Linked DNA regions of Homo sapiens: region 2 is linked to region 1. A link is a loop called in an ENCODE intact Hi-C map of the cell type or tissue named here. Cell type or tissue: chondrocyte. All regions are shown on one strand. Links, peaks and the distances in the headings refer to the core of each region. The heading gives the core; the rest is flanking DNA.

Region 1 (11,148 bases), core at 2,164-10,163:
ACGAACGCATTTCTTAATGCTTTCATAAAGGGAGTGTTTTCCAGACCCTCCTAAAATATGTGGCAGCAGTGGCTAAGAAGGTGCGCATCATAGATCCAGTCCAGCATTCCCGTCTCCCGGGGACTTCTGATTCCTTCTTCTACAGAATGCCAGGGAAGTTCTGGCATTTCATGCTTATTAACTGTAGGCTACTACTTAATCCAGACTTTAATTAGCCAATCTAGCCAACTATTAATTCTCCTCCCAGGTGCTCAGGCCAACACAGTAAATCCCAAATCCTGGATAAGGATCCACGGCAACGAGTTTGGACAAACCAAGGCTTCCATCCCCCCACCTTGGTCTAGCTCCCTCAGCACACACTCCCACACATGCTCCTGCAGCTTCTGCCAAGACAAGCTGGCCAGGCCTGTAACTCAGCCCGGCGTCCCCCTCTCAGCGTGACCTTGTGCTTCTCCATGGGCTGTGCTGGGACCTAACTCATGAAGGGCCTGGGGCCCAAGAGGGATGGGGGCAGGGAGGGTTCTGAGGCTGATGTTTTGGGAGGAGGGAGCAGTATTAGAGGAGCTTATCTCTACAGACATGAGAATTTCAAGGGAATTTGGGGTTTCAAAGTTCTCAGTCTTATTCATGTCTGCCTAAATGTCTCCATCTCATCTCAGGCTCCCAGACCTTTCCCAGCAATGCCCTTACTTTAGCATAAGAGACTTGGAGGGCTAAGCATTTACTTAGCACTGAATCTCGGCAACCTTTACAATGACATCCCGGTCCTGTCCTTAGTCACATGTGCCTGTGCCTGGAGGAGATGAGGGGCTCCTTCAAGTTGCCATCAAGGGATTCTTTTTTTGTTTTGTTTTTGAGAGGGATTCTCGCTTTGTCACCCAGGCTGGAGTGCAGTGGCGCCATCTCGGCTCACCTCAAACTCTGCCTACCAGGTTCAAGTGATTCTCCTGCCTCAGCCTCCCGAGTAGCTAGGATTAGAGGTGCCCGCCACCACGCCTGGATAATTTTGTGTTTTTAGTAGAGACAGAGTTTCACCATGCTGGCCAGGATGGTCTCGAACTCCTGACATCAGATGATCCACCTGCCTCAGCCTCCCAAAGTGCTGGGATTACAGGCGTGAGCCACCATGCCACCTAATTTCTGTATTTTTAGTTGAGATGGGGTTTTACCATGTTGGCCAGCCTGGTCTCGAACTCCTGACTTCATGTTATCCGCTTGCCTTGGCCTCCCAAAGTGCTAGGATTACAGGCATGAGTCACCACACCTGGCCGTGTCTGTCTATCTATCTATTTATCTCTATCTATCTATCATCTTTCTAGCTATATCTGTTGAGACAGGGTCTCACTCCCATTGCTCAGTCTGGAGTGCAGTGGCACGATCTCGGCACACTGCAGCCTTGACCTTCCAGGCTAAATTGATCCTCCCACCTCAGCCTCTCACGTAGCTGAGACTACAGGTGTGCACCACCTTGCCTAGCTAATTTTTTGTATTTTTAGTAGAGATGGGGTTTTGCTATGTTGCCCAGGCTGGTCTCAAACTCCTGGTTGCAAGTGATCTGCCTGCCTTGACCTTCCAAAGTTCTGGGATTATAGGCATGAGCCACTGCGCCTGGCCGAGAAATATCTTAAATAACCGATGAAAGATGTCTGACGAATTATAAATGAGCTTAGGGATGTTTGGAACCTATCTCTAGACCTAGAGGTTGATACCTGGCCTTGCTACCCCCTGCTGAAATAACCTCTTGGCCTCTGGTGCCCTGGCTGACTCAAGGAGAGGCTCTAGATTTACCTGGATGGGAAATACCATTGCCTCTGTCTGTTTATTCAATTTTCCTTATTTTCTCTCCCTGCCTTCTGCATGCATATCTGTGGCAGTGCATGAGCTTAGATGGCTGCCCACAGGGCAGGGGCCTCTGAGCCCCATCAAGGGGAGGCAGCCTGGTTTAATGGAAGAGCATTGGGTCAGGAGTCAGGAGGCCTCGGTTCCAAACCCAGCTGTTACTTCCTTTCATGGACTTGGTTAGCTATCTAAGAGGGTTTGGACTCAGTGATGTTTGAGGTCCTTCTTGTCAATCCCTAATTCCTAACTTGTCCTGATCATTTTATGGGGTTGTGCTGTGGACAAAATGAAAGAATGTGAGAGAAGATTTAAGAATGACACTGAGATGATCCCCCACTTCCCAACCACATGCACATCACTCTCCCTAATTCCGAGGACATTTGACTTTTACTGTGGCTGGGAGAACACCCAAGTCCGTTTTGACATCATAGGCATGCTTTCATCTTGCACTTGGCTGGCAGGAAAGGAGGCAATGGTATAGCAAGAAACCAGAGCCTCCCAGCAAGGATCTTGGGAGTAGAACCAGGGCCAAGGACATCTGGGAAAGAAAGTGAACCTGGTGAGTTAGGAAGAAATCCTTAGGGGAAGAACTGAAGGAGTCTGCCCGGGGAATTGACCCAGGCCACAGACGTGATAAGTTCTTCCATCGCGTAGTATTCTGTTAACTACCAACTGGCGTACTGCGGTTCAATTCTGGCACTCACCATCCAGAGCTAGTGCAGACCCCGCAAGTTAAAATGCACAATCCCCAAGAAAACTGCCTTTACTTCAGAGGTCAGCTGCAAGGTCAGGGGGATTCTCAGGTCACCCACACTTCTGACTGACTGGCTACAAATTTGGGGGTTTCTCATGATCCCCCTCAGATTCAATAAGTCACTACAACAACTCACAGAACTCAGGAAAGTGCTATTCTTATGATTACAGTTTTATTATGGAGGATAGAAATCAGCACAACCAGCCAGGGAGACATGCAGGGCAAGTGTGAGAGGGTTCTGAATGCAGAGATACCATGCCCTCTCCCTGCGGAATCAGGCAGGTTATGTCGCCCTCTGCCCTCTGACACTCCATATGTTCATCAACCAGGGCACTCCAGAGTTCTGTATCCAGAAGTTTTTTTGTTGTTGCTTGTATTTTTTTTTTTTTTTGAGACAGAGTCTCTATCTGTCACCCAGGCTGGAGTGGCACGATCTTGGCTCACTGCAACCTCCACCTCCCAGGTTCAAGCGATTATCCTGCCTCAGCCTCCCAAGTAGCTGGGATTACAGGTGTGTGCCACCGCAACCAGCTAATTTTTGTATTTTTAATAGAGACGGGGTTTCACATTGGCCAGGATGGTCTTGATCTCTTGACCTCATGATCCGCCTGCTTCGGCCTCCCGAAGTGTTGAGATGACAGGCGTGAGCCACCATGCCCAGCCTGTTTGTTTGTTTTTGAGACAGGGTCTGGCTGTGTTGTCCAGGCTGGAGCACAGTGGCATGATACGGCTCACTGTAGCTTTTATCTCTCAGGCTCAAGTGATCCTCCCACCTCAGCCTCCCATGTAGCTGGGACTGCGGGTGCATGTCACCACACCCGGCTAATTTTATTCTTTTTTGTAGAAACGGGATTTTGCTCTCTGGTTCAGGTTGGAGACTCAAGCTCCTGGGCTCAAGCAATCCTCCTGCCTTGGCCTCCCCAAAGTGCTGGCAGTACAGGCCTGAGGTACCACTCCCAGCCTGCATTCAGAGTTTTTTCTTTCTTTTTTTTTTTTTTATCAGAGTTCCATTACATAGGCATAGTTGATTAAATCACTGGCTGGAGATTCAGTTCCATTTCCCCTCCCTGAACCTCAAGTGGATTGAATCCCCAATCTCTAATCACAGAGTTGGTCTTTCTGATATGGTCAGCTCCTATCCTGAAACTGCTTATGGCCCACCATGAGTCACCGAATTAGCATAAACTATCTGGGCCATAAATATCACTCTTAGTACTTGAGAAATTCTAAGGATTGAGTCTCCCTCCCAAGCACCAGGGACAAAGGCCAAATTCTATTTTTTTTTTTTTTTTTTTTTTTTTTGAGATGGAGTCTCACTCTATCGCCCAGGCTGGAGTGCAGTGGTGCAATCTCCACTCACTGCAAGCTCCACTCCCAGGTTCACGCCATTCTCCTGCCTCAGCCTGTCGAGTAGCTGGGACTACAGGCGCCCGCCACCACGCCTGGCTAATTTTTTTGTATTTTTAGTAGAGACAGGGTTTCACCGTGTTAGCTAGGATGGTCTCGATCTCCTGATCTCAGGTGATCCACCCGCCTCGGCCTCCCAAAGTGCTGGGATTACAGGCGTGAGCCACCGTGCCCGGCCAATTTTTGTATTTTTAGTGGAAATGGAGTTTCTCCATGTTGGTCAGCCTGGTCTCGAACTCCTGATCTCAGGTGATCTGCCCGCCTCAGCCTCCCAAAGTGCTAGGATTACAGGCGTGAGCCACCATACCCAGCCTACGCCAAACTTGTAGGGAAAAGAGAGAGAGATCAGACTGTTACTGGGTCTACATAGAAAAGGAAGACATAAGAAAGTCCATTTTGATCTGTACCCTGAACAATTGTTTTGCCTGGAGATGCTGTTAATCTGTAACTTTAGCCCCAACCTTGTGCTCACAGAAATATGTGTTGTATGGAATCAAGGTTTAAGGGATCTAGGGCTGTGCAGGATGTGCCTTGTTAACAAAACGTTTACAGGCAGTATGCTTGATAAAAGTCATCGCCATTCTCCATTCTCGATTAACCAGGGGCACAATGCACTGCAGAAAGCCACAGGGACCCCTGCCCAGGAAAGCCAGTATTGTCCAAGGTTTCTCCCCACTGAGACAGCCTGAGGTATGGCCTCGTGGGACGGGAAAGACCTGACCATCCCCCAGCCCAACACCCGTGAAGGGTCTGTGCTGAGGAGGATTAGTAAAAGAGGAAGGCCTCTTGCAGTTGAAATAAGAGGAAGGCCTCTGTCTCCTGCATGCCCCTGGGAACGGAATGTCTCAGTATAAAACCCGATTGTACATTCGTTCTATTCTGAGATAGGAGAAAACCGCCCTGTGGCTGGAGGTGAGATATGCTGGTGGCAATACTGCTCTGTTATTCTTTACTACACTGAGATGTTTGGGTGGAGAGAAGCATGAGTCTGGCCTATGTGCACATCCAGGCATAGTACCTTCCCTTGAACTTATTTGTGACACAGATTCCTTTGCTCACATGTTTTCTTGCCAACCTTCTCCCCGCTATCACCCTGTTCTGCCACATTCCCCTTGCTGAGATAGTGAAAATAATAATCAGTAAATACTGAGGGAACTCAGAGACGGGGGCCGGTGCAGGTCCTCTGTATGCTGAGCGCCAGTCTCCTGGGCCCCACTGTTCTTTCTCTATACTTTGTCTCTGTGTCTTATTTCTTTTTTTAGTCTCTCGTCCCACCTGACGAGAGATACCCACAGGTGTGGAGGGGCAGGCCACCCCTTCATCTGCCGCCAATGTGGGTGCCTTTCTCTAAGGTGAAGGTACATTAAGAACGTGAGCATTGAGGACAGTCGACGAGAGATTCCCGAGTACGTCCACCGTCAGCCTTGCGGTAAGCTTGTGTGCTCGGAGGAACCCAGGGTAACAATGGGACAAACTGAAAGTAAATATGCCTCTTATCTCAGCTTCATTAAAATTCTTTTAAGAAGAGGGGGAGTTAGGGCTTCTACAGAAAATCTAATTACGCTATTTCAAACAATAGAACAATTTTGCCCCTGGTTTCCAGAACAGAGAACTTTAGATCTAAAAGATTGGGAAAAAAATTGGCAAAGAATTAAAACAAGCAAATAGGGAAGGTAAAATCATCCTACTTACAGTATGGAATGATTGGGCCATTATTAAAGCAACTTTAGAACCGTTTCAAACAGAAGAAGATAGCATTTCTGCTGCCCCTGAAAGCTGTGTAATAGATTGTGAAGAAGAGGCAGAGACAGAGTTTAGGAAAGGAATGGAAAGTTCACATTGTAAATATGTAGCAGAGTCTGTAATGGCTTGGTCAACGCAAAATGTTGACTACAATCAATTAAAGGAGGTAATATATCATGAATAATCAAAATTGGGGGAAGGAGGTCCAGAATTATTGGGGCCATCAGAGCCTAAACCACGATGGCCATCAACTCCTCCCGTGGTTCAGATACCTGTAACATTACAACCTCAAAGGGAGGTTAGACAAGTACAAACCCCAAGAGAATATCAAGTAGAAAAGGATAGAGTCTCTATCCCGGCAATGCCAATTCAGATGCAGTATCCACAATATAAGCTGGTAGAAAATAAGACCCAACCACCAGTAATTTATCAGTACTGGCCGCCAGCCGACCTTCAGTATCGGCCACCTCCAGAGGTTAAATACAGACCTCAAGTGGTGTGTCCTGTGCCAAATAGCACGGCACCATACCAGCAACCCACGGCAGTGGTGTTTAATCCTACCGCACCACCTAGTGGACAAGGTAGTACACTGCATGAAATTATTGATAAAGCCAGTAAACAGGGAGATCTTGAGGCATGGGAGTTCCCGGTAATTTTACAACCGATACCGGCCGGGAAAGGGACTCTAGCAGGAGCGTCTGTCCAAACTGAAGCTAGATATGAATCTTTCACCATGAAAATGTTAAAAGATATGAAGGAAGGAGTTAATATGGACCCAACTCCCCTTATGTGAGAACATTATTAGATTCCATTGTTCATGGAAATAGACTTATTCCTTATGACTGGGAAATTTTGGCTAAATCTTCCCTTTCACCCTCTCAGTTTCTACAGTTTAAACCGTGGTGGATCGATGGAGTACAAGAACAGGTACGAAAAAATCAGGTTACTAACCCCACTGTTAATATAGATGCAGACCAATTGCTAGGAACAGGTCCAAATTGGAGCACCATTAACCAACAATCAGTAATGCAGAACACCTGTTGAACACCTAAGGGCTATTGAACACCTAAGGGCTATTTGCCTCAGGGCCTGGGAAAAAATTCAGGACCTGGGAACCACCTGCCCTTCTTTTAATTCAATTAGACAAGTCTCTAAAGAGCCATATCCAGACTTTGTGGCAAGGTTGCAAGATGCTGCTCAAAAATCTGTTACAGATGATAACGCCCGAAAAGATATTGTAGAATTAATGGCCTATCAAAATGCAAATCCAGAATGTCAATCGGCCATAAAGCCATTAAAAAGAAAAGTTCCAGCAGGAGTTGATGTAATTACAGAATAAGTGAAGGCTTATGATGGGATTGGAGGAGCTATGTATAAAGGCAATGCTAATGGCTGAAGCAATAGCGGGAGTCGCTTTAGGAGGACAAGTTAGAACATTTGGGAAAAAATGTTATAATTGTGGTCAAATCGGTCATCCGAAAAGGAGTTGCCCAGTCTTAAGTAAACAGAATATAATAAATCAAGCTGGCCGGGCACGGTGGCTCACACCCGTAATCCCAGCACTTTGGGAGGCCGAGGCTGGTAGATCACAAGGTCAGGAGGTCGAGACTATCCTGGCTAACATGGTGAAACCCCATCTCTACTAAAAATACAAAAAATTAGCCAGGCGTGGTGGCGGGTGCCTATAGTCCCAGCTACTCGGGAGGCTGAGGCAGGAGAATGGCATGAACCCAGGAGGCAGAGCTTGCAGTGAGCCGAGATCGCACCACTGCACTCCAGCCTGGGCAACAGAGCCAGACTCCGTCTCAAAAAAAAGAAAAATATAAATATAAATAAATCAAGCTATAACGGCAAAAAATAAAGAGCCACCTGGCCTGTGTCCAAAATGTGGAAAAGGAAAACATTGGGCTAATCAATGTCATTCTAAATTTGATAAAGATGGGCAACCATTGTTGGGGAAATGGGAAGAGGGGCCAGCCTCAGGCCCCGCAACAAATTGGGGCATTCCGATTCAGCCGTTTGTTCCTCAGGGTTTTCAGGGACAAAAACTCCCGCAGGAAATACCACCACTTCAGGGAGTCAGCCAATTACAACAATACAACAGCTGTCCCCTGCCACAGCAGGCAGCGCAGCAGTAGATTTGTGTTCTACTCAAATGGTTTCTTTACTCCCTGGAGAGCCCCCGCAAAAGATTCCTACAGGGGTATATGGCCCGCTGCCAGAAGGGACGGTAGGCCTTATTTTAGGGAGATCAAGTCTAAATTTGAAGGGAGTCCAAATTCATACTGGTGTAATTGATTCAGATTATAAAGGGGAAATTCAGTTAGTGATCAGCTCCACTGTTCCCTGGAGTGCCAATCCAGGTGATAGAATTGCACAATTACTGCTTTTGCCTTGTATTAAAATTGGGAAAAACAAAACGGAAAGAACAGGAGGGTTTGGAAGTACCAACCCTGCCGGAAAAGCCGCTTATTGGGCTAGTCAGGTCTCAGAGGATAGACCCGTGTGTGCAGTCACTATTCAGGGAAAGCAGTTTGAAGGATTAGTGGATACTGGGTGATGGTGCTATCATTGCCTTAAATCAATGGCCCCAAAATTGGCCTAAACAAAAGCCTGTTACAGGACTTGTCGGCGTAGGCACTGCCTCAGAAGTGTATCAAAGTGCCATGAGTTTACATTGTCTAGGACCTGATGATCAAGAAAGTACAGTTCAGCCTATGATCACTTCTATTCCAATTAATTTATGGGGCCGAGACTTGTTACAACAATGGCATGCAGCGATTACTATCCCAGCCCCCAATACAGCCCCACGAGTCAAAAAATCATAACTAAAATGGGATATCTCCCTGAAAAGGGACTAGGAAAGAATGAAGACAGCATTAAAGTCCCAATTGAGGCTGAAAAAACTCAAAAAAGAAAAGGAATAGGGTATCCTTTTTAAGAGCGGCCACTGTAGAGCCTCCAAAACCCATTCCATTAACTTGGAAAACAAAAAAACCTGTATGGGTGAATCAGTGGCTGCTACCAAAACAAAAGCTGGAGGCTTTACACTTATTAGCAAAGGAACAATTAGAAAAGGGACATATTGAGCCTTCATTTTCGCCTTGGAATTCTCCTGTGTTTGTAATTCAGAAAAAATCCGGCAGATGGCGCGTGCTGACCGACTTAAGAGCCGTTAATGCTGTAATTCAACCCATGGGGGCTCTCCAACCTGGGTTGCTCTCTCCGGTCATGATCCCCAAAGATCGGCCTTTAGTTATAATTGATCTGAAGGATTGCTTTTTTACCGTTCCTCTGGCAAAACAGGATTTTGAAAAATTTGCTTTTACTATACCAGCCATAAATAATAAAGAACCAGCCACCAGGTTTCAGTGGAAAGTGTTGCCTCAGGGAATGCTTAATGGTCCAACTATTTGCCAGACTTTTGTAGCTCAAGCTCTTCAACCAATTAGAGACAGTTTTCAGACTCTTATATCATTCATTATGTTGATGATATTTTGTGTGCTACAGAAAGGAGAGACAAATTAATTGACTGTTACACATTTCTGCAGACAGAGGTTGCAAACGCAGGACTGACGACAGCATCTGATAAGATTCAAACCTCTACTCCTTTCCATTACTTGGAAATGCAGGTGGAGGAAACGAAAATTAAACCATAAAAAATAGAAATAAGAAAAGACACATTAAAAACATTAAATGACTTTCAAAAATTGCTAGGAGATATTAATTGGATTCAGCCAACTCTAGGCATCTCTACTTATGCCATGTCAAATTTGTTCTCTATCTTAAGAGGGGATCCAGAATTGAATAGTAAAAGAACATTAACTCCAGAAGCAACTAAAGAAATTGAATTAGTTGAAGAAAAAATTCGGTCAGCACAAGTAAATAGAATAGATCACTTAGCCCCACTCCAACTTTTGATTTTTGCTACTGCACATTCTCCAACAGGCATTATTGCTCAAAATACAGATCTTGTGGAGTGGTTCTTCCTTCCTCATAGTACAATTAAGACTTTTACATTGTACTTGGATCAAATGGCTACATTAATTGGTCAGGCAAGATTACGAATAATAAAATTGTGTGAAAGTGACTCAGATAAAATCATTGTTCCTTTAAACAAGGAACAGGTTAGACAAGCCTTTATCAATTCTGGTGCATGGCAGATTGGTCTTGCTGATTTTGTGGGAATTATTGACAATCATTACCCAAAAACAAAAATCTTCCAGTTTTTAAAATTGACTACTTGGATTTTACCTAAAATTACTAGACATAAACCTTTAGAAAATGCTCTGACAGTGTTTACTGATGGTTCCAGCAATGGAAAAGCGGCTTACACCAGGCCAAAAGAACGACTCATTGAAACTCAATATCACTGGGCTCAAAGAGCAGAGTTGGTTGCTGTCATTACAGTGTTACAAGATTTTAATCAGCCTATTAACATTGTATCAGATTCTGCATATGTAGTACAGGCTACAAAGGATGTTGAGACAGCCCTAATCAAATATAGTATAGATGATCAGTTAAACCAGCTGTTTAATATGTTACAACAAACTGTAAGAAAAAGAAATTTCCCATTTTATGTTACTCATATTCGAGCACATACTAATTTACCAGAGCCTTTAACTAAAGCAAATGAACAAGTTGACTTGCTAGTATCATCTGCATTCCTGGAAGCACAAGAACTTCATGCCTTGACTCATGTAAATGCAACAGGACTAAAAAATAAATTTGACATCACATGGAAACAGGCAAAAAATATTGTACAACATTACACCCAGTGTCAGATTCCACACCTGCCCACTCAGGAGGCAGGAGTTAATCCCAGAGGTCTGTGTCCTAATGCGTTATGGCAAATGGATGTCACACATGTACCTTCAGTTGGAAAATTGTCATTTCTCCATGTGACAGTTGATGCTTATTCACATTTTGTAAGGGCAAACTGCCAGACAGGAGAAAATACTTCCCATGTTAAAAGACATTTATTATCTTGTTTTGCTGTCATGGGAGTTCCAGAAAAAATTAAAACGGATAATGGGCCAGGATACTGTAGTAAAACATTTCAAAAATTCTTAAATCAGTGGAAAATTACACATACAACAGGAATCCCTTATAATTCCCAAGGACAGGCCATAATTGAAAAAACTGATAGAACACTCAAAGCTCAATTGGTTAAACAAAAAAAGGAAAAAAGACAGTAAGGAGTATAACACTCCCCAGATGCAACTTAATCTAGCACTCTATACTTTAAATTTTTTAAACATTTATAGAAATCAAACCACTACTTCTGCAGAACAACATTTTACTGGTAAAAAGAATAGCCCACATGAAGGAAAACTGATTTGGTGGAAAGACAAGAAAAATAAGACATGGGAAATAGGGAAGGTGATAACATGGGAGAGAGGCTT
Region 2 (11,148 bases), core at 1,620-9,619, 430 kb before region 1:
TCTTTATCTTTTTTCTTCCCAGAAATATGTGGATGAAAACCCATTATATGAGGAGCGGCGGAATCTGGACCGCCAAGCTGGCTTGGCTGTGGTCCTAGAGACAGAACGGCGACGGCAGAGTGAGCTAAAGCGCAAACTTAGTGAGAAACCAAAGGAGGAGAAGAAAGAAAAAAAGGCAAAGGCTGTGAAAGAAGTAAAGGAGGATGACAAGGTCTCTGAGAAATTAGAAGACCAACTCTCTGAGGGTAGGAACTCCCCTGAAAAAGCTGAAAATAAAAGGAACACTGGCATCAAACTCCAGTTAAAAGAAGAGGTAAAGAAGGAATCACCAACATCATCTTCTTTTGGGAAATTCAGCTGGAAGAAGCCAGAAAAAGAAGAGGAGAAAAGTTCATTGGTGACCCCAAGTATCTCTAAAGAAGAGATTCTAGAAAGTAGTAAGGACAAAGAGGATGGCAAAACTGAAGCTGGGAAGGCAAAGCCTATCAAAATCAAGCTCTCTGGGAAAACTGTTGTTGCACATACCAGCCCTTGGATGCCTGTTGTGACAACTTCCACACAGACTAAGATCCGACCCAACCTGCCTATTCCATCCACAGTACTCCGCAAGTCATGTTCAGCCACAATGAGCAAGCCAGCTCCTCTTAACACCTTTCTGTCTATTAAGTCCTCTGGAACCACTGCTAAACCTCTGCCAGTGGTTAAAGAGTCTTCAGCTGATCTCCTCTTACCTCCAGACATCATCTCCAAAGCATTTGGAGGGGAAGAGGTGATTCTAAAAGGGTCTCCAGAGGAAAAAGTGGTGTTGGCTGAAAAGAGTGAGCCATCTCATTTACCTGAACAAATACTACCACCTCCTCCACCACCCCCACCTCCACCACCTCCACCACCCCCCGTTATACCTCATCCAGCTGCCCCGTCTGCTGCTCAAGCAAATGCTATCTTGGCTCCAGTAAAATCAAACCCAGTTGTATCTCAGACTCTCAGCCCTGGCTTCGTGGGTCCTAACATTTTGAACCCAGTGTTGCCTGTAGCCATCATGGCCTCAGCACAGCCAGCTGCCATTCCTTCTGATGAGACAGCTCCTGGGGTGAGTGAGAGTGACCGAGACCAGACCCTGTTCTCTGTGTTAGTACGTCCTCCACCACCCCTCTCAAGTGTGTTCAGTGAACAAGCCAAAAAATTAGAGAAGCGAAATTCATGCTTAGCCACAGCCAATGCTAAGGACCTGTATGACATATTCTATAGTAGTGGTGGAAAGGGGGCCCCTGAGACTAAGGGGGCCCCTGAGACTAAGCTAAGTGGTGGTCCATTGGCCAATGGGGAAAATAGCAACCTCTCTAGAACCAAAAGTTCAGACACCTCTTCTACTTCTCCTTTGAACAGCAGTGCATCCCAAGAGGAGTTGCATCAAGATGAGGGTTTGGTCGCTGCTCCTATAGTTAGCAACTCTGAAAAGCCCATTGCAAAAACTCTGGTGGCCCTAGGGAAATGGTCAGTTGTAGAACATGTAGGCCCAAAAAGCACAGGCAGCACCTATGGCTTCCTACAGCCTCTGACAAGGTTGTGCCAAAGCAGGCCTTATGAAACAATTACCCCAAAGACAGACACTTTGGCCATATGGACCTCTAGTTCCTTCCAGAGTGACACTAGTAGGGATATATCTCCAGAGAAGAGTGAGCTTGACCTGGGAGAGCCAGGACCACCTGGTGTAGAACCACCTCCTCAACTGTTAGATATACAGTGCAAAGAATCTCAGAAGTTGGTAGAAATCCACCTCAGAGAATCTGTTAACCAGGATAAGGAAAGCCAAGAGCTCCGTAAATCTGAGGATTGTAGAGAAAGTGAGATAGAGACAAACACTGAACTAAAAGAAAGGGTAAAGGAGCTGTCTGAGGGGATAGTTGATGAGGGAGTAAGTACCAGCATTGGACCCCACAGCATAGATGATTCTAATTTGAACCATGGAAACAGATACATGTGGGAGGGAGAAGTAAAACAGCCCAACTTGCTAATGATTGACAAAGAGGCTGAACAGTCCAATAAATTGATGACAGGAAGTGAAACTCCAAGTAAAGTAGTGATCAAATTGAGTCCACAGGCTTGCTCTTTCACAAAGGCAAAATTAGACTCATTTTTATCAGAAGCTAGGTCTTTACTCAACCCACAAGATACACCTGTGAAAATTTCTGCCCCAGAGTTGCTGCTTCATTCCCCAGCCAGATCAGCTATGTGTTTAACAGGTAGTCCACAAGAGCAAGGAGTTTCAGTTGTTAGTGAGGAGGGGCTAGAGAATTCAGCTCCAGAATCAGCTTCTAGAACTTCTAGGTACAGAAGTCTCAAACTCAAGAGAGAAAGATCAAAAGACTTTCAAGTTAAAAAGATCTATGAGTTGGCTGTTTGGGATGAAAACAAGAAGAGGCCAGAGACCTGGGAGAGCCCAGAGAAACCAAAAACAGAAGCACTGGAGCTACAAGATGTCCATCCAGAGTTAACAGTGACAATAGAAAGCAAGGCCCTAGAAGACTTTGAAGCTACAGACTTAAAGGTAGAGGAGCTTACTGCCCTGGGGAATCTGGGGGATATGCCTGTTGATTTCTGCACTACTCGGGTAAGCCCAGCACATAGATCCCCAACTGTCTTGTGTCAGAAAGTGTGTGAAGAAAATTCTGTATCACCTATAGGGTGTAATTCCTCCGATCCCGCTGACTTCGAACCAATCCCATCTTTTTCTGGGTTTCCGTTAGATTCTCCCAAAACCTTGGTGCTTGACTTTGAGACAGAGGGTGAACGAAACTCACCTAATCCCAGGAGTGTTAGGATCCCTTCTCCTAACATTTTGAAAACTGGACTTACAGAAAATGTTGACCGTGGCTTGGGGGGCCTAGAGGGAACACACCAGGCCCTTGACCTGTTAGCAGGAGGAATGATGCCTGAGGAAGTAAAAGAATCTTCCCAATTAGACAAACAAGAGTCACTCGGATTGGAATTAAAAACAATTAATTCTGCAGGCCTTGGGCCATCTCCTTGCCTTCCAGACCTTGTTGACTTTGTCACACGGACCTCTGGAGTTCAAAAAGATAAACTGTGTTCTCCACTCTCTGAGCCAGGTGACCCTTCTAAATGTAGTTCCCTGGAGTTGGGGCCATTACAGCTAGAAATATCGAATGCATCCACCACAGAGGTGGCAATTCTGCAAGTAGATGATGACAGTGGCGACCCTCTGAATTTGGTTAAAGCTCCAGTGTCAAGGTCCCCTCCAAGGGAGCAGGTAATTGAAGACAATATGGTCCCTCAGGGAATGCCTGAACAGGAAACTACAGTTGGTGCCATCCAGGACCACACAGAATCCAGTGTTCACAACTAAGAATAAATACCTAGAGCTACTTGTGAGTGAATCATTGGCTTCTAGAAATCAGATGCCCAGATGATCCAAGACTAGTTTGTTATCTCATCTGGAACCTACACCAAGAGATGCAGTCAGCATCTTAAAGTAAATGTTCATGGAAGCTAAAAAATTTACCTCCTTTCCTTTTCCCTTTCCCCTTAAAACACCAGACAAATCGATAACAACTTATATATATATATATATATCTGTAAAAATGTATTTTGTTAATTTTTTTGGCCAATTTATTTTCTCCCACTTTGTCATTAAAATCACATGTCTAACTGGCTCACCACATAGTGTGCTTTGATTGTATTTTGGCTTTGACTCTGCCATTTCTGAAATGTGGGGGAGGATGGAGGCAGCTGACCTCTCCAGTTGCTGTGTTGTATTCCTACCCAATTTCCTGGGCAGTTGATGCATCTCTGGGAAAAACACCAGAAAGCTTGCTGAAATGGAAAACTTGGAAGAATTGTTCATCTCTTAGGCTTCCATTTGGATGGGCCTGCCTTAACATTGTTTGAAATGCAGCGTGAGTAGCTCTTTTGTTTACTGTTTACACCCCTTATTGGCATGTCAACTCCTGTACTTCCCTTACTCTGTTGCCTTTCTTGAGATGCATTGTCCTGCTAACCCACAAACCTGTTTGGAAATAAACATGGAAGAATATCTGGCAGGCTTACTTTTAGAAGACGACAAATCGGTAAGGCTTATTCATGGTTCATTGCCAGGAGCAGATATGCTTTTGAGATCACTTTTATTTTTGAAATGGCCTTTGTTCATTGTATTGTGATCCAATAACACTTTGTATTAAATTGTTTAGCAGCCATTTGTGTTGTGAAGGGGTAGAAGATCTCTGAAACTTGTCTTGAGATTGAACTCATTCCCTGTTCCACAAACCCATATGTATCCTTTCCTCTACCTCCTCCTTTCCCAATTAATTTCAACCATAGTACGATGTTTGGGGTTGTATATTTTGTTAAAAAGATTAAAGAATTTATGAGTTGGCTTGGACAAGTTTAACTTTATTTTTAATGTGTTAATTACTTGGAATAAATGCATTAATCTCATGTTTCCTTCTGGATTTTTGTTTTGAAATCACACACATTTGAACTCCAAAGGAAAACTAGAACAGTGAATCCCTGCTGCCCTATTGTCTATCCGCACCCGCAACCATGCTTTCCTCACTTGTCAGAACTACTTCATGCCAGAATGTTAGGATATATAGTCTGCCCCAGCGCAGCCTGGGTGGGTAGTGAGTAGGCAACAGTTGTCTGGTATTGGTATCTTCCTGTTGTGAAGCTTTTTATATACCTTTGTGTTGACTCTCCGTAGGATTTTCTGGGAACTGAGCTCCCCTAGGACAATCAGGTTCTTGCTCTTGGGAATTAGGGAGCTCAGTCCTCAGATTTTCTCTGTCCCAGTTTCCTCTTGTATCCCTGTTGTCAGCAGTTTATAACCTGACTCAACAGGGCCTTCGGAGTCTTATTTACCCACCTGTTCCTCAAAGATAATACAAAATTGCTGATCTGGATTAACCTCCCCGCTCCCCCAATTTTTTTTTTCCTGTTTCCTTATGTACAGAGCTATAAAATCCCTAGGTCAACATTGGGAAGGATTTTTAATTTTTTTGACTAATGTCAATTTAGAAGTCATTCTGGCCTCTCTTATGTTATGGAAAGGACACAGATTTGGGAGAGCTAGATCCTTGACTGTGCCTCAGTCATTTACCTTGCTGTGATTTTAGACAAGTTAGTTTACCTTACTGTGTCACAGAGTTGTTTTGTGTTGTTTCCTTTGAGATAAGAATCGTTATCTTTATCCTAGCACCAATATGTACAGGGTCAGGGTATCCTGCCCATGTCACCTTTCTAGCCCTGGTTTTTAGGACAAAGCCTGAGTTCAATGCAGTTTTCTTGCTTGGAAACCATAGACTAACTCAAAAGGTGCCATTTAGAAGAGTTTAAACCCAAGTAAGCTTCAGAGAGATTTGTTTTCCCAGAGAACTACTCCCTCCCTGTTATAGCAGGTTATCTATAGGAATTCAGGGAACATAATTTTTAATGCCAGTTTGTGCTGATTTTCAGTCCTGTTCACTTAGTTCCACTTCCCTTTAGGGGGAGACTGATGGTTTTAGAGAAAGAGTTGGGAGGAGGTAACCATATCAAGATCCCAATCCTAACCTTACTTCCTCAGAGGGCATTGAAATCTTACCCTGTAGGTTAGGAGGGGGCTACTTGAGTGAGAAGAGAAAAAGAGGCAAAATTTATTGTAGGAAGGGCAGAACTAGTTCAGGTAGCTAGGGCTGGAGTACTTTGAGCCTAAGCTTTGGTAGTAACTCCTCTTGTATTCTCTGGATAACTTCAGGATTTACACCAAAGGCATCTACCAATCCGGCTTTTTCAAAAATAATGCTCACTTAAGAGTTACGGGAGTGACATTCTTTATATCTTCCTTGAACCAGCAGAGGGAGAACTTTGAGGATTCTGTATTCTGGGCAGGAAGTGTTGCTGCCTCCTTCCTTTTGGTTAGTGGGATCTAGCTTTGGAACCTATCCAGAGAAGACAGGTGAAAGGAAGGACAGAATTCTAACCCAGTAGCTGGAGATAGAGCATATTTTTTTGTTGTTCTCTACTATCACAGTACTGAATAAACTTTCAACTTAGGAGACTTAGGCACATGGAAGAAATGGGCCCTGAATTTTAAATGCAGCTTATGGTGTAATATAACTATGTTTTAAATTTTACAAACATCAGGAACAACTTTTATCAGATATCCTCAATTGTGAGAAGCAGATGATCAGCAATTATGTTTAAATTTGGGCAAATACCTAATTTTACCTAAGGTGTATAACCCGCTAAAAATTCCCCCTGGCCTTGCAAATGGGGGGCTTCCTGCTTTACAAGCCATATTATATTCACAGGGCACATAATATTCTGCTAATATTGCTGAATAATATAGTTAAGTATTACTTCGCCCATGACACTTCATCTTTCTAAAAAGTCAGAAAGTTAGTATTTTGGTAGCAGAGCATGCCAGCACATAGTCAATTTATCAGTCTGCCAGATTCCAGGACTGAGGAAGAATGGGGTGGGGAGGTGGACATACAGGACACATGCATCCAATAGGAACATAAAGTGTAATTTTAAAAATTGGAGGAGGGTTCAGAGAGGATGTAGCCTGTAACAGAAATAAGTGAGGTAGTTTCTTTTACATATATATATATGTATATATGTATATAGTTTTATATATACTATATATAGTATAGTTTCTTTTATATATATAATATAGATAATATATATATAAACATATATAGGCAAGCTTTGTTGATATATTAATATATATCCCTAAACCTTGGTTCTCACCTTAACAAAGCTTACATACTAAATCTAGGATAAGAACCTAAACAAAGTCTTCATTTATTAACGATTTATGTGAGAACATGGACAAATAGTTTTGTGAGCACATCTCTTTAGAGTTTAAAATTGCAGTAATTTTTATGTAATTTTTAACTAAGTTGTGTATACAATATTCATCGATAAGCCACGAAGTTGAATTTATAATGAAAATCTTCTACTCTTAAAATCACAACTCTCCTGATTTGCCCTCAACCCATATACACTTCCAGAAGAATACATATAAAACATGTATGTTTATGTTGTAGCATTTAATGTGGTTGTAATTTTACATTTATGTTTCTTTGATTAATATATGCTCCCCTTAAGTACATGATAAACTCCCCAAAGCAAGAAGTCTGTCTTTGCTTACTATTTTTTTAATCATTGTATTCACAGTGCACAGTTGTCTGGCATATAGCAGGTACTCAATAAAAATTCATTGAAAGAATCAATGTGGTAATAGTAGCTGTTTTTATTAACAAATTGTGAATACTTAGCAAATTATAAGTCAGTAAAAACTGTAAATTGCCTATTGTATTTTCTGGGTGTTTAGCACTCTAGAAGCCAGCTGTCCTCTTGCTTCTGTCCTGGGTCTTTGTATACAAAGCACTGTATCATTGAGGCATGTCAAGGTTGCCATTGGTTCCCTCACTTCAACAGCATTCTGGAATAATGGCACCAGGCCATGATGGGAACACTGCTTCTGCAGCTCCTAGAAGAGAAACTGAGGATGAGAAGGAGTTAAACTGACCTTACAGTTAGCAAAAACAAAAGGTTTTGGGGATCCAGTTTTCAAATGGCCTCCTTTTTCCTTCCAGCCAGACTTCATAAGCATGCTGAAGTCAGTCAAACCCCAAACCCCTCTGATTTGGTTGAAGAAGTAATTCAACAGTTTATGGTCTCCAGCATCCTCTTGTCATCTCATCAAAACTAAATCGTAACCAAAAAAGGTTGCCTTTGGGAGAGGGAAAAGGAATGCTATCACTTTTTATTTTGTATCTTCTGTTTTGTTTCAACATTGTGACCATGAAAATGCATTTTCTATAAAATATAAATGTTTTATAAACTATACACATGCACACACATACATGTATAAAATGATAACATGTAGTAAGGGTTATCCAGTGCTGTGGAATTATAGGCCAGTTTTTTTTTTACCCCTCTGTATACTTTTCTGTATTAAAATTATTTTTTTTAAGTTGTGTCTCTCCTACTCAGTGCATCCCTGTTTTCCTTCACACCTCTTGTCTGTTTTCCATCATTACAAATAGGTCCTGCTGCTTTTCCCTCAAGACTTCCTAAATTCTTCTATTCCCATCGATGCTGGGCAACATACCTTCTTCAGGAATGTCTTACCATTCTTTCCTTCTTCCTCTCTTCCTCTTCCCATTCTTTCCCCAACCTCTGTTGAACTGGTTGTTCATATTCATTAATGTTGTACAAGCACTTGGACATTAAATGATATAAATCAAGATACCTGTTTCACAAAGTAATACAGGTACACAAAAGATAAAAAAAGTCTGTCGCATGCAAAAGGACAGAAGATAACATCTAGATGTAATGATTTAAAGATTTACAGGCTTTGGTTCCATTTGTGGAGGATTAGGCAAGAAAGAAGTTTTGTAGAAAATAAGGGAAATGAGTATGTTTAAGGGAAGTGAACGAACAGGGTGAAAACAGAGGCAGAGTTACATAACGGGAGAACAAAAGGTAGAGGATGTGGAGAAAGCAGAGATAAAATCAGCCATATTAAGATATTATTTTATTTCGTCTCTCTGACACTCTGTCCCTGCTAAGTTTCCACCCAGCCTTCCTGTAACCACCTTCCTAAGGATGACTATGGTCACATTGTTACAGACTCTCACCCACTTATCTTCCTTTCTTTTCAGGGGCAATTCCAAAAGTCTTCAGATTTCCAAAAGGAAGGACTGCAGCAGACATTTCTGCCCCCAGAAAGGCAGGGATAGAAACCACAGAGGCCACGGAAATGATGGGTGCCCTTGTGGCCAGTAGGCAATCACCTGAAGGATCTGACTTCCAGAAGGTGGGTATGACTGATGGGGGTGGGGATAAGTTGTAGAGAAGATCCTGTCATTTTAGCTGCCAGGAAATGGTGAGTTGGGTGAGTGAATGTGTATATTGTTGTACCTGTAGAGGATGAACAAGATTAGAATGTACATAGAGGGTATGTATTTTAGACTTGCCACTCCTCACCTTATTTAGCATTGAATAAATTATTCCTGAAGTCCCATATCTCATTTTGTGCCATGATACTTACATTAAAGCTGTAGAGTTCAGGTCTTCATATTCTTCCTGGGCCCTAGTCTCCAATGTGCCCCTAAGTAGAACATCTCTTATCTCAGTTCTAGCCTCTTTTATTGGTCCATACAAAGACAAAGTAAAATTGGGTATGTCCTTAGAAGATTGGGGTATGAGTAAGCAAAGGAGACTCAGTGAAGCGGGGACAATCACAAAGGAGATGTTTGATCCTTCAATATCAGACTTCAGGGCAGCTGTCCACCAGTTTTCACTCTGTCTTGTACTTGTCCCACACACATTGAAACCTCTGGTACACAGTAGCAGGCAAGCATCATTTCAAAACACCAAGGAAACCCCTTACTCTCTGCTCATTTAAAATGCCAGTAGAGGACCAGGCATGGTGGCTCATGCCTATAATCCCAGCACTTTCGGAGGCTGAGGTGGGTGGAATGCTTTGAGGCCAGGAGTTTGAGACCAGCCTGGCCAACATGGTGAAACCCCATCTCTACTAAAAATACAAAAATTAGCCAGGTGTGGTGGCGCACACCTGTAATCCCAACTACTCAGGAGGCTGAGGCAGGAGAACTGCTTGAAACTGGGAGGCAGAGGTTGCAGTGAGCCAAGACCATGCCACTGCACTCTAGCCTGGGCAACAGAGCAAGACTCCGTCTTGAAAAAAATAAAATAAAATCCAAGTAAGGGCTGGGCATGGTAGCTCACACCTATAATCCCAGCACTTTGAGAGGCCGAGGTCAGCAGATCAGTTGAGCCCAGGAGTTCAAGACCAGCCAGGCAACATAGTGAGACCCTGTCTCTACAAAAAATAAATTAGTCCGGCATGGTGGTCCATGCCTGTAGTCCCAGCTACTCGGGAGGCTGAGGTGGGAGGATCGCTTTGAACCCTGGAGGTTGAAACTGCACTGAACTCTGATTGCACTATTGCACTCCAGCCTGAGCAACAGAACAAGACCCTGTCTCAAAAATAAATTTAAAAAAAACTAAAAATGGGCCAGGCGCGGTGGCTCATGCCTGTAATCCCAGCACTTTGGGAGGCTAAGGTGGGTGGATCACCTGAGGTCAGGAGTTCGAGACCAGCCTGGCCAACATGGTGAAACCCTGTCTCTACTAAAAATACAAAAATTAGCTGGGCATGGTGGCATATGCCTGTAATCCCAGCTACTTGGGAGGCTGAGGCAGGTGAATTGCTTGAACCCGGGAGGCAGAGGTTGCAGTGAGCCTTGATTGGGCTACTGCGCCTCAGCCTGGAGGACAGAGACACCAACTCAAAAAAAAAAAAAGGGCTGGGTGTGGTGGCTCATGCCTGTAATCTCAGTACTTTGCGGGGCCAAGGCTGGCAGATCACTTGAGGTCAGGAGTTCGAGACCAGCCTGGCCAACATGGTGAAACCCCATCTCTACTAAAAATACAAAAAATTAGCCAGGGGTGTTGGCAGTCATCTATAATCCCAGCTACTTGGGAGGCTGGGAGGCTGAGGCAGGAGAATCGCTTGAACCTGGGAGGCAGAGGTCACAGTGAGCCAAGATTGCGCCATTCCACTCCAGCCTGGGTGACAAGAGCGAAACTCTGTCTCAAAAAAAAAAAAAAAAGAAAGAAAGAAAAAGAAAAAAGGAAAAAATGCTAGTGGGTACCTTTTTTTTTGGAGGGGGGACAGAGTCTTACTCTTTCGGCCAGGCTGGAGTGGAATGGCGCGATCTCAGCTCACTATAACCTCCACCTTCCGGGTACAAACAATTCTCGTGCCTCAGCCTCCCGAGTAGCTGGAATTACAGGCGTGTGCCACCATGCCTGGCTAATTTTTTTATTTTTAGTAGAGATGGGGTTTCACCATGTTAGCCAGGCTGGTCTCAAACTCCTGACTTCAAGTGATCCACCCGCCTTAGCCTCACTAGGTGCTGAGGTTACAGGCGTGAGCCACTGCGCCTGGCCAAAAAATGCTAATAGGTACTTTTATTCCTCTTTGTACTTTGGGGCTATGGGCTCAGAAACACAGTGGGAATGAGAACCAGAACCTAGTAAAATTTAGCTGACCTTTAAATCCTGTAAACTCTGAGATTTATTTAAATCTAAGCTGTGTCAATTCCAGAT

What was found. A loop is a pair of places that touch in the nucleus more often than their neighbours do. Peaks named below come from ENCODE experiments on the same cell type or tissue, not always from the same donor. Only the 100,000 strongest peaks of a DNase experiment are listed, where the experiment ranks them.
Region 2: it touches region 1 in a loop (6-fold over the local background); 19 of 110 quality-filtered maps call a loop at or near these places.

The regions. Positions count from the first base shown.
Region 1 is chr6:42,896,806-42,907,953 of GRCh38, reverse strand. No RefSeq gene overlaps it. Among named protein-coding and RNA genes, the nearest start is that of PEX39, 12 kb to the right of the region's middle. RefSeq lists a silencer at 6,196-6,425. In chondrocyte, for the core only: CTCF peaks have their summits at 6,298 (motif pointing left), 8,704 and 8,925 (motif pointing right); no DNase peak of the experiment used is centred there.
Region 2 is chr6:43,329,377-43,340,524 of GRCh38, reverse strand. ZNF318 (zinc finger protein 318) reads left to right here. Exons shown (of 10, transcript NM_014345.3): 10 at 23-4,455. The coding sequence ends at 3,367. Among named protein-coding and RNA genes, the nearest start is that of CRIP3, 26 kb to the right of the region's middle. RefSeq lists an enhancer at 1,434-1,483. In chondrocyte, for the core only: CTCF peaks have their summits at 5,643 and 5,850 (motif pointing right); no DNase peak of the experiment used is centred there.